Linked DNA regions of Homo sapiens: region 1 is linked to region 2. A link is a contact called in ENCODE Hi-C or POLR2A ChIA-PET data. All regions are on one chromosome and are shown on one strand. The core of a region is the stretch at or near the end of the contact, and the rest is flanking DNA. Distances in the headings are between cores, read along the strand shown. Region 1 holds the start of OMA1 (OMA1 zinc metallopeptidase). Region 2 holds the start of ATG4C (autophagy related 4C cysteine peptidase).

The links. Hi-C counts contacts between places; a loop is a spot of excess contacts on that map. ChIA-PET counts read pairs that join two places held with the same protein, here RNA polymerase II (POLR2A). Pooled maps may share reads with other maps.
Region 1: a loop to region 2 is called in a map of B cell, with 12 times the contacts of the local background. The contact joins the promoter of OMA1 here to the promoter of ATG4C in region 2. A Hi-C loop is called at or near these places in 4 of 168 maps with a recorded cell type or tissue (B cell, CD8-positive, alpha-beta T cell and naive thymus-derived CD4-positive, alpha-beta T cell) and 10 of 50 pooled maps. POLR2A ChIA-PET finds 5 or more read pairs at or near these places in 1 of 52 experiments (CD4-positive, alpha-beta memory T cell).

Annotation. Positions count from the first base shown.
Region 1 is chr1:58,543,846-58,548,917 of GRCh38, reverse strand. It overlaps OMA1 (OMA1 zinc metallopeptidase), which reads left to right and starts at 2,192. Exons shown (of 9, transcript NM_145243.5): 1 at 2,192-2,215. It also overlaps a transcript of DAB1 not described here. RefSeq lists enhancers at 1,754-1,943, 2,157-2,783 and silencers at 2,344-2,443, 2,454-2,543.
Region 2 is chr1:62,782,052-62,787,326 of GRCh38, reverse strand. It overlaps ATG4C (autophagy related 4C cysteine peptidase), which reads right to left and starts at 3,195. Exons shown (of 11, transcript NM_032852.4): 1 at 3,054-3,195. RefSeq lists a silencer at 2,715-3,009 and enhancers at 2,985-3,164, 3,285-3,344, 3,445-3,494.

The sequences.
Region 1 (5,072 bases), core at 943-3,442, 4.2 Mb after region 2:
GGGCACTAGCATCACTAAGAAGTTCAGAGAAGGCTCTCCTCTGGAGGGAAGGGCTGACGGTAGGAGAGGCAATCACAGGGCTGGGCTTGATAATATCCATTGGGATAACAGGATCCTGAAGTAGTAGAAGCCAGGTGGTGGCTTTAACCATGAGGACACCAGAAGATGTAATTACTGTAACATCTGCCAAGGGCAGAGGAGCAGCCAAGGGGGCTTGATCCACAGGAGGTTGTGGAGGGCTTTAATAGCATAAGGTCTCCCTAGGGGAAAAACAGACGGGCAGCCAACAAGAGTGTTGCCTAACATCTACAACTGGAGGAAGACAAGAAGCTATTTATCCTATGCAGGGAGTAGTTGCTTAATAAAAGGCACTGCTCATTGCTCAAGTCTCAGACCTGAGCCTATCTTCACACTGAGACCACAGAATCTGTTGACTTAAGAGGTTGTTGGGTCCCTATAAAGAAGAATCCTGCAATACTGAAACAAATATTTACTGTAATTAATGATTACTCTTTGGTCTGTGTCCCACGGCCATTTTCTTGACTGATTTTATGTTGAGGAAAGAGGAATACCCAGACATTTCACAGGTGTTACCCAAAGTATGTAACACACATGGCTCCTCTCTAAGTGTGGGGGCTTATGGGGATCAGGTAATAAGCAGAGTCCTGGATAATGTCCAGCTTACAGTGGGTCCAGGAATACACTGACCCATCCAGTAGTCATTTTCTTAGTTCCTGAGTGCATAATTGGGAGTACATATTGGGCAGCTGGAGCAATCTCCACATTGGTAAGAAGCTCAGGGTCCTTGGTCTTGAGTTATCATGGTGGGGAAAGCCAATGGGAAGCCTCTGAAGCTGTCCTTCTTTCCAAGTGAAGATAATAAATCAAAACCGATATTTCATCTGAGGGGATAGTGAGATGATGGTGGAGATTAATGTCATAATTAAAGACCTGAAATATACAAGAGTGGTTGGTCATCCCTGCCATATCTCTACTTAACTTGCCAGTCTGGCCCCTTTGGAAATCAGGTGGACCCAGGATAATGACATAATGGCTCTGCGCAGTCCAAAAGGAGCTGGATCAACTGGAAATTCCAGAGAACATCACACCCATCTATTTCACCAATGACATTATGCTAACCAGGCAAGATGAGCAAGAGGTGGCTAGCATGCTGGAAACTTTGGTAAGACATGTGCACTCCAGAGTTTGGGAGATAAACCCTACGAAGACTGAAGGACCTCCTACTTCAGTTTTTAGGGGTCCAGTTGTCAGGGGTTTTCCAGGATATCCCTTTCAAAGTAAAAGGCAAATCATAAAATACACATAAGATAAACGAAACAGTAACTTACACATTTTCCAAAAGAGATACCTAAAATTGTTCATAGTGTTTATGTCCTTTGACATAGTGTTTATGTCCTTTGAGATGTTTTCATTGTGCACAGAGTGTAAACATAATAAACTAATATGAGACCTCACTACTCATCCATCACAATCCAGTGTTTATTTGTACTGGCTTATTTGTACACTTTTATTTATTTGTGTTTATTTGTACACTTTTTTTTAATCGCCTGTCTTTCCTCACTGTGATATAAAGTTCACGAAATTCAGGTCTGTCTTGTTCACTGCTACATCCTTGGCACTTAAAATGTAGTTGATGCTCAAGAAATATGTTTTGGTGAAATGAATGAAACATACTATACACATAATTTTGGAGCCAGCTACTTTAACCTCCAGACACTTAAGATTATACTTCATCTTTCTTAAAATGCGTCCCTCCAAAAATCATATGAAAGCACTGTTCCCATACTCCAAAGACTATTTCTATGAATGCAGATTCAGAACCAGGAAGCCTTCGTCTTTTGGCAGTCTTCGAGTCTCTTCCCTTTTGGCCGGTACTGCCGTAGAGACTACAACGGACACAGCCTTGCGTGGATCATTCTTTAGAGGACCCAACTCACCAAAGACGGGAGAAAGTTGTTCCTAGGCAAGCAGCCCAGCCCAGGGCCATGTCCCGCCTTAAGCCACACGGAGGCGCTAGAGCGCCACAGTCTCCGCGGGGCCCGGGGCAGCTGGGAGAACGACTCTGGGCGGCTGTATTGACTGCCGGGTGTGGGCGGAGCGAAGGGCGCCCCGGCCGGTATGGCGGGCAGGAAGTGCGGGTGCGCGCCTGCGCATAGGTCGGGTCTGCGGTGTCACCGCTTTCGCTTCTGCTTGAGTCAGTCCTCACGGTGACGCTTTTCCCCAGCTTTTCCGAGTAGGATCGTGCCCAGGGGAGGAGGCAGAGTGCGGCAGTGGGGAGGGGGCGGAGCGCAGAGCGCCTGCGGGGGCGCCCGGGCAAGGAGTGGGGATCCTTGGGGATGGGGGTACGGGAGGAGGCGTGGGTGGGCGATAAGGCTGCGTGGAGGGGAGGGGCGGGGGGCGCCGGGGCGGGAGACGGAGGGGATCTGTCCTGGGGGAGCCCGGTTCTCCCCTAGCCTTGCCCGGGGCACGCCGGTGACCCCGTGTGTCTGCCCCGTGGCAGTACTTTCGTGGGCCGCCTGCCCTCCCCCTCAGCCCGCCCTTATCCGCGGCTCCGCTTTCAGAGCAGGGTTTCTCACCCGCGGGGCTTCGGGCTCCTCACCCGGCACCTCTGCCAGAGGGGACCGCCTCCCGGCGCGTCGGGCATTCGTCTCTTTCACCCCTTCCCTCTTCAGGAGAAACTGAACACGTTTTCCAGCCTAAACTCGGCAGGGCAAACCAGAACATTCCCCGTCTAAGCAGTTCCGGGGAGTTTTAACAATTTCCTCGTAAACTCGTCTACAGAACTCACTGTATACTGTTTAAATGTCGCCTGTGTGTGGAGCAACAGTTTTATTGTGCCGTGCAATCCTCAACAAGAAATTGTAGTCCAGGGAGATGAAAATCCCTTATTTGGCATTCAGGCGTTGATCAAGGTCGTGCAACCCTCGCTAAAAGGATTTAGGTTCATCTCCGTCATTCTCAGCCGGGGTGAAGGGGTGTAGTCTGACATTTGGAAGCTTAAGAACCAAGTCTGCTGCCGTCCAATTCTTTTTTAAAGCCTTCCATCATGTGTGTACTTTGCTTGAATGATTATTTTAAAGTACATGTCCTATTTTTGCCAATCTGACAGCTGTTTCCATAGAAACTAGAGAAGAAATAGTCATTTTCAGCAAGAGTTGTTAAAACTGTCTTCCAGGCTTCAGCTGTGAGTGCCAGTGAGTGCTGCACTTGCTCATTCGGAGATGGTACTTAAAGAATTAAGGATCTGAAATGTTCGTAGAGGCTAACAATCCAAATTGTTTAATTTTCTCACATCATTAATTTTGTTATCCTAGAAGTCTGCCAGCTATGTTTGTTGACCTGCCACAGCTCTTTGAAGAGAATATGTCAGCCCTGATTTTTTTTTTTCTTATGTGCTCTGTAGTCTAGTGATTGGCTCCTTGAAAATGCATGAATAGATTTCTTCCCTCATTCTTTACCCTTTCTTCAGGATAAACCGGGTATTACAAAATATCAGGCACTGTTTCTATTCAAAACGACACTTGGTTGTCAGTGATAGAAATGATAATGGTTTTAATTATATATGCGTAGTGTTGGGGCTTTTGCTTATACCTTCTGTGTCAATAGGATTCTTTTAAAATTTTTACACAAGTCATGAGAAATGAGAAGGAGTTTGCTTGTCATGTGCAGAGCTAAGCAGTGTGAATAGATGTGCATAGACATAGAGATGAGAGCTTTCTTTTTCTGTGGGGTGTAAGTAAATCAGGGAGTTTGGAATTTAGGAATGGGTGAAGGAGGGTTGGGGAAGGTGCCTGGAGAAGTAGTAGGAGGGCCTGGTTCGCCATATGAAGGAGTTTGTGGAAGCCATGGAAAACCAACGAAAGTCCAGGCGTGGTGGCTCATGACTGTAATCCCAACACTTCGCAGTGCAGTATGATCAGTTGAGCCCAGGAGTTAAAAACCAGCCTGGGCAACATAGTGACACACCGTGTCTACAGAAAAAAATTAAAAAATTAGCTGGGCTGGCCAGGTGCGGTGGCTCAGGCCTATAATCCCAACACTTTGGGAGACCGAGGTGAGCAGATCACTTGAGGCCAGGAGTTCGAGACTAGCCTGGGCAATTTGCCGAAACCCCGTCTCTACTAAAAATACAAAAATTAGCCAGATGTGGTAATGCATGCTTGTAATCCCAGCTACTGAGGAGACTGAGGCACGAGAATTGCTTGAACCCAAGAGGCGAGGTTGCAGTGAGCCGAGGTGGCACCACTGCACTCCAGCCTGGACAACGACAAAGTGAGACCCTGTCTCGAAAAGAAAAGAAAAACAATGGGAATTACAGAAATAGTTGCCTGAGTGGAGGTTTAAAAAAGTAATAATACATCCCGTAGAAATTTGAACTGCACAGAAATATATAAGGTGAAAATACTAATAATCCCTCTTAACCACCATCCTGCCATTCAAAATAATTGTGAATAGTTTGGTGTATCTTTTTTCAGATTTATTTTTGTATATACTAGCATATTTTCTCATTACTATTTTTGCAAATTGGGGAGGGTTTTTTAAAATCTGTTTTGTTCTCTGCAGTATCTCTAGCATCCATTATGGTGCCTAGCATTTAGTGGGCACTCATTAAACATTTTCAGAATGAATGAATAATAATACAGTTCAGAGGTCAAAAATACAAAATCTGAATGTTTGGTTAAGGTCGTTAAAATTTTTTAAGTTCATTGCCAACATTTAAAAATTGATAAATTTCACCTAAAATCTGAAATTCTGGCTTTACTTAAAAGTTTTGAATCATTTGGCCACAGCAAGTTCAAATTCCATCATAACTGTTTGCACCTCCTTTAGATGGTCATGAATCTGCATTCACATCAGTATCACTTTGCTGATATTCACTTGCCTGGACCCTACAAACCTGTACTGTGCGATACAGTAGACACTAGCCACATATGGCCATTTAACTGAGTTAAAAATTTCATTCCTCAGATGCACCAGTCACATTTCAAATGCTCAGTAGCCACATGTAGGGGCTACCTTATTGGACAGTGCAGACATGAACATTTTTATCA
Region 2 (5,275 bases), core at 1,946-4,445:
AAAACAGAGACCAACATATTTCCAGATGCTTTCATGTAGAACCCCACCCCTGCTCAATCAAGAAAAAATGATACCAAAAAAACCTATTTTAGGCATAGTATTACTCAAATATACAAAACTACAACAATGACACAAAAGGGTAAAAATAACTAAGAAATTAACCTTAAACACTGCTACCACAACAAAAAATACTAATAAACAAAGCATGTTTCCCAAACCTGGTCCTCTTTCGATGTTCTCTACCTCGGTGAAGGGTGCAACAATCCTTCCAGTTATATAAGCCAAAAACCTAAGATTAGCCCATGATATCTTCCTCTCCCTCACCTTCCATATCTAATCCATCGCCTAGTTCCACCTCCTGAACACCTCTGGAATCCATCTTACCACCACCACCTTGTCCAAAATACCATCTCTCAATTGGGCCACTCCAACAATCTTCTAACTGGCCTCTCCCCATCCCCACTCTTATCCCCTCTGTAATCAGTTCTTCCTCTGTGTAACATCAAGTCCTTTTTTAATAGCATTTACCACAGTTGTAACTTTAAATTTCTTTGACTATTTGATTTATGTCTGCCTCCTCTGTTAGTAAATTCTATGAGGGTAAACACCGTATTTACTCACTACTATACCACTGTGGCCTAGAAGAGTGTCTAGTTAATAAATAAATGCTAAATGATTGAATGCATGTCAAATATTACAATTTTACTTATATATAGTCCAAAAAATAAAAATAAAGTGCTTTATAAGGCTCACCAATTATTCTATATCACAGATTTTCACTTGTTTTTTTTTTTTTTGAGACAGGGTCCTAATTTCTACCTACCAATCCCTAACCACTATTTAAATTCCACATTAGATCTCATCTTCATGAAACATTCCCTAGTTATCTCTCTTCTCACCTTTAACATTCTAAAACACTCCCGTAAAATCTAATACATATTGACTATATTTTCTGCTTCTTGAAGGGAAAGTTTACATCTCATACATTCTGCTAGAGTATAAGCTCCCTAAGAGCAGGGACTTTTCTTGTTCACTCTATATCCCCAGCACCTTGAAGAGTGTCTGGTATGAATAGCTGCTCAGTAAGCATATGTTGATTTAACGCTCTTTATATATTTCAGGATAGAGCACAGATCCTTGCAGCTGTTGTACAGTGGGAAGAGTCGAAAAGAACTGAATTAATTTCCTTAAATTCTTCAAGCTTCAGTTTTTTCATCTGTTAAATGTAAATAATACTCAATAGCTTAGTTGGAATAACTGCGCTAATGCTTTAAAAGTATCTATGCAGAGCTGAGGACAAGAGGATACTCTTACAAACAAATGTTTTGGTGATTTTGTGACAATAGTTAAATAGTAAGTAGTCACTAAATTCCTACTAAATGAATAAAATCTCAGGAAAAATATTAAAAGATTGAGTAATGGCTACCGTATCATTTTTTTCAATAAAAAATTATATGAGTAAATTTATTCTGAAATATATTTCGCCCCAAATCTTAAGCATGGCTGAAACCATTTCAGCATTTTGTGCATTAATTAGGAATAATCCCAATTTAACATTGTACCAGTATTAATATTTATATTTTACTGACATGTATAGATCATACTTGATAGCTTAAAAAAGAATGATAATCTTAGTATAAGAACCTCTTTAGTGCAATAATTGGAATAGAAAACGAGCTGCAAACTCATTTGAGTTACGTGGTTCCCCAGAAAGCCAGAAAATTTCTGCCTTTTTATAAAACATTAGTGAACAGAATACGATGCTGTTCACCAGAACCATCAAAACATCTAGAAATACTTCATAACCAATCACCATAAATACATTTTTCCAAATACTTGAATCCTATTTTAAAGAAAAAGAGCATTAATTAAATGGCTTTTAATGACTTTTTGCTAAATTATACAATTCTTTAGATGGGCCACTTTTTGACATGTGGTTCTAAAAATTTTATAGCGAATGAACTGGTAATTCAATATAGCCTCAGATTATTGGACTAAATAGAAACTCTTCCTGTTCAAAGAAGAAGCTTTATCAATTTGAAACTCAGAAAATACATAGACTTTACCTTTCAAAGCCTTTCCACTCCCTCTGGGTATTCTCAATGGCTCATAATCTAATTACAAGTCACAAGCAAGCAAGAAGATCATTCCCTTGTCTCTTTCTGCCATCAACTGACACAAAATCATTGCCAAAAACCCACCGGGGACATATGGTCCGAGCAGGAAAACATAAGAAAACTCCTAAGTAATTCGGATATAAAAAGATGTAAGACGAGGTATTCTTCTGTAACTATAGGGTAGCAGTGAGCCCCATGTGGGTAAATAACCAATACAAAACGAAAAGGTAAGCCAAAGAAATCACAAGAAATATAAACTCAATAAGCAGTGATGCTGAGTTGACCGCTGAAGGTTCTCATATATGAATATAGTCATCATATGTAAGAATTTATTCTACACCTCCAACCTCAAAAGCCCTTAGATGTGGGTAGGGTTGGGAGAGTTCACGGTGAGCGGGAACCAAATGAAGTGAATGAACGTTAATATTTAGATGGAAAGGCATTAATATATGCAAGGCAGTGTGTTATGGCTTGAAGCAGTAACAAACACCAAAAAGGGAGAAAGAGGCTAGGAATGAGAACAGAGAGACAGTGGGGATCCAGTTATTATTATTATTTCCCTTTTTTTATTTTTTAAACGAGGAAAAACAGGGCCGACAGAGCACTGGCATGAGGAGGGGTCAAATGGATGCGATAGATCAGGGGAAAGAGTCTTGCCTGCAACATCTAAGAAAACCACAAGGAAAGGAGGAACAGCTGCCCACAGTTAGGCTTACGGTTTATCTCTGCAACCCAGGACAAAGCGAGGAAGAGTTAGAAGACAAATGACACTAGAAAGGAGAGACAAGGAAGGCGCCAAAACCCTCAGAGAACCCAGATGGTTGGCCACAGGGTCTTCACTGAAGGCGGACCCCCGCAAGAAACCCAGTCATTCGGGGACCAGAGACGCTAAGTCCCAAACTTCTTGACTCCTTTAGCCTCAAGCCGATCCCTCACCGAAAGAGAAGGACTGGAGAACTGTAAAAATGTGCAGGAGCCACCAACCCGGCAAATGCTCCAGCTCTAGCAGCAGCCGCCACAAAACCAGCCCGCACACACGCAGACGTTCCGACCTCAGCGCCGCAGCTACAGGTACTTTGAGCACCCCGGCCACCGTAGTAAGAGGAACCGCCTCCGCGTCAAATCCAACAGATCAGCCACTTCCGGGATACGAAAGCCTTGCGATTGGCAGTAGCGATAGCAGCGGCGTAAAGGCCTCTGCTATGCTTACTTTATCCATCCCTTTTTCCCACCTGTTCGCCACCCCAAGCCGCTAATCCACCAATGCAGCAAGCGCAGAACCAAGAGAAAGTATCCGTCTGTGAGCATTGTCTCTCTGATAGACAAACCACATTACGGCTGCCATAAATTCCTCTCGAGCACTTGGACTTCAACTACCAGCAGGCCATGCAGCATCACGCCCTTGCCTCTGGCGTAGGAACTGCAAGATCCAGCATGCATTGCGGCCCTCCTTCCTCGCACTCAGGACCAAGATAGAGCCAACCCAAGCCTCACTTTGATTTAAAAAAAAAAAAAAAAAAAAAGCCAGGATGCCTTCTTTTCCTGTTGTGAAGGAACTCTAAGCCAAGCCATTATTAGGACTGTAGGTTATTTATAAAACATCAAGGGATATGTGCACTCATTTTCCATATTCAGATTATTTTCAAGCATTAAAACACAGGACAGTCGGGCGCGGTGGTTCGCGTCTGTAATCCCAGCACTTTGGGAGGCCGAGGCGGGTGGATCGCTTGAGGTTGGGAGTTCGAGACCAACCTGGCCAACATGGTGAAAGCCCGTCTCTGTTAAAAAATTAAAAAATTAGCCGGGCGTGGCGGCGGGCGCCTGTAATTCCAGCTACTCGGGAGCCTGAGGCAGGAGAATTGCTTGAACCCGGGAGGCAAAGGTTGCAGTGAGCAGAGATCGCGCCACTGCACTCCAGCCTGGGCGACAGAGCGAGGCTTTGTGGGGAAAAAAAAAAAAAAAAGAAGGAAAAGAAAAAGAAAGAAAGAAAAAAGGACGGTCCGAAGATGCTTTTTATAACGTGGAAATTTTTGGCCAGGCGCGGCGGCTGACGCCTGTAATCCCAGCATTTTGGGAGGCCGAGGCGGGCGGATCACTTGAGCCCAGGAGTTCCAGACCAGCCTGGCCAACATGGTGAAATCCCGTCTCTACTAAAAATATAAAAAATTAGCCGGGTGCGGTGGCGCGCGCCTGTAGTCCCAACTACTCAGGAGGCTGAGGCGGGAGAATCGCTTGAACTCGGGAGGCGGAGTTTTCAGTGAGCCAAGATTGTGCCTCTGCACTCCAGCCTGGGCGACAGAGCAAGACCCTGTCTCAAAAAAGTAAAAATAAATAAATAAATAAATAAATAAGTGGAAATTTTTATCTTCACTCCTAAATGATGTCAAGAGAAATACTGTTACTGTAAAATGTAATCCTATGCCGTTTTACAGTACCGCAGATTTTGTTGGAGCAAGGACTACCAGACATGCTTCTGAATTACATAGGAAATTATACTAAAAACTAAAAATAAAATATGAAGTCTATGCCACCGGACTATGAAACCACATGGGAATGAAAACCTTCAAGAATGAAGAGTTGAAAAGTTCAAAATTAAACTTGAAATTTTTTCAATTTTTTAGTGGATTTGGTGGTTTAAATTTTTTTTTATTCTCACAGAAACAGGTAGCTGGATCTATTTATTTTTTATTCATGTACTTGGACAGCTAAATAACAAAACAACAAACAAAGGATATGATAAGATCACAAATGGCACACTTATTAGAGTGAGCAAAGTAGTTTTCTTGCATGATTCCATAGCTTGTGGTTTCCTGTTTCGAAATCCCCAAACTCTGTTTTGATTTTTTTTAGGAGAGAGAGCATGCATCTAACAAGCTGTTTAGATGCCTTTTTGTAACTTTCATAAAGACCTGGATTACAAGAATGCATGTATTTTATTTTTGGTATTGTGCATTAACAGGCCATGAGAAACAATGCTTGGATTCTTAAAATAACTATATATACAAAAGTAAATTGTGTGTATACTACAGACTTGGGTTTTCTGTAGATTTGCCACAACAAATTTTAATTGGTTAGAAAAAAAGGAGTAGAGTACCTTTCCTTTTTACAACTTCACACAGAAATCACAGGAGGAAACTATATTCTGCAACACTGACATG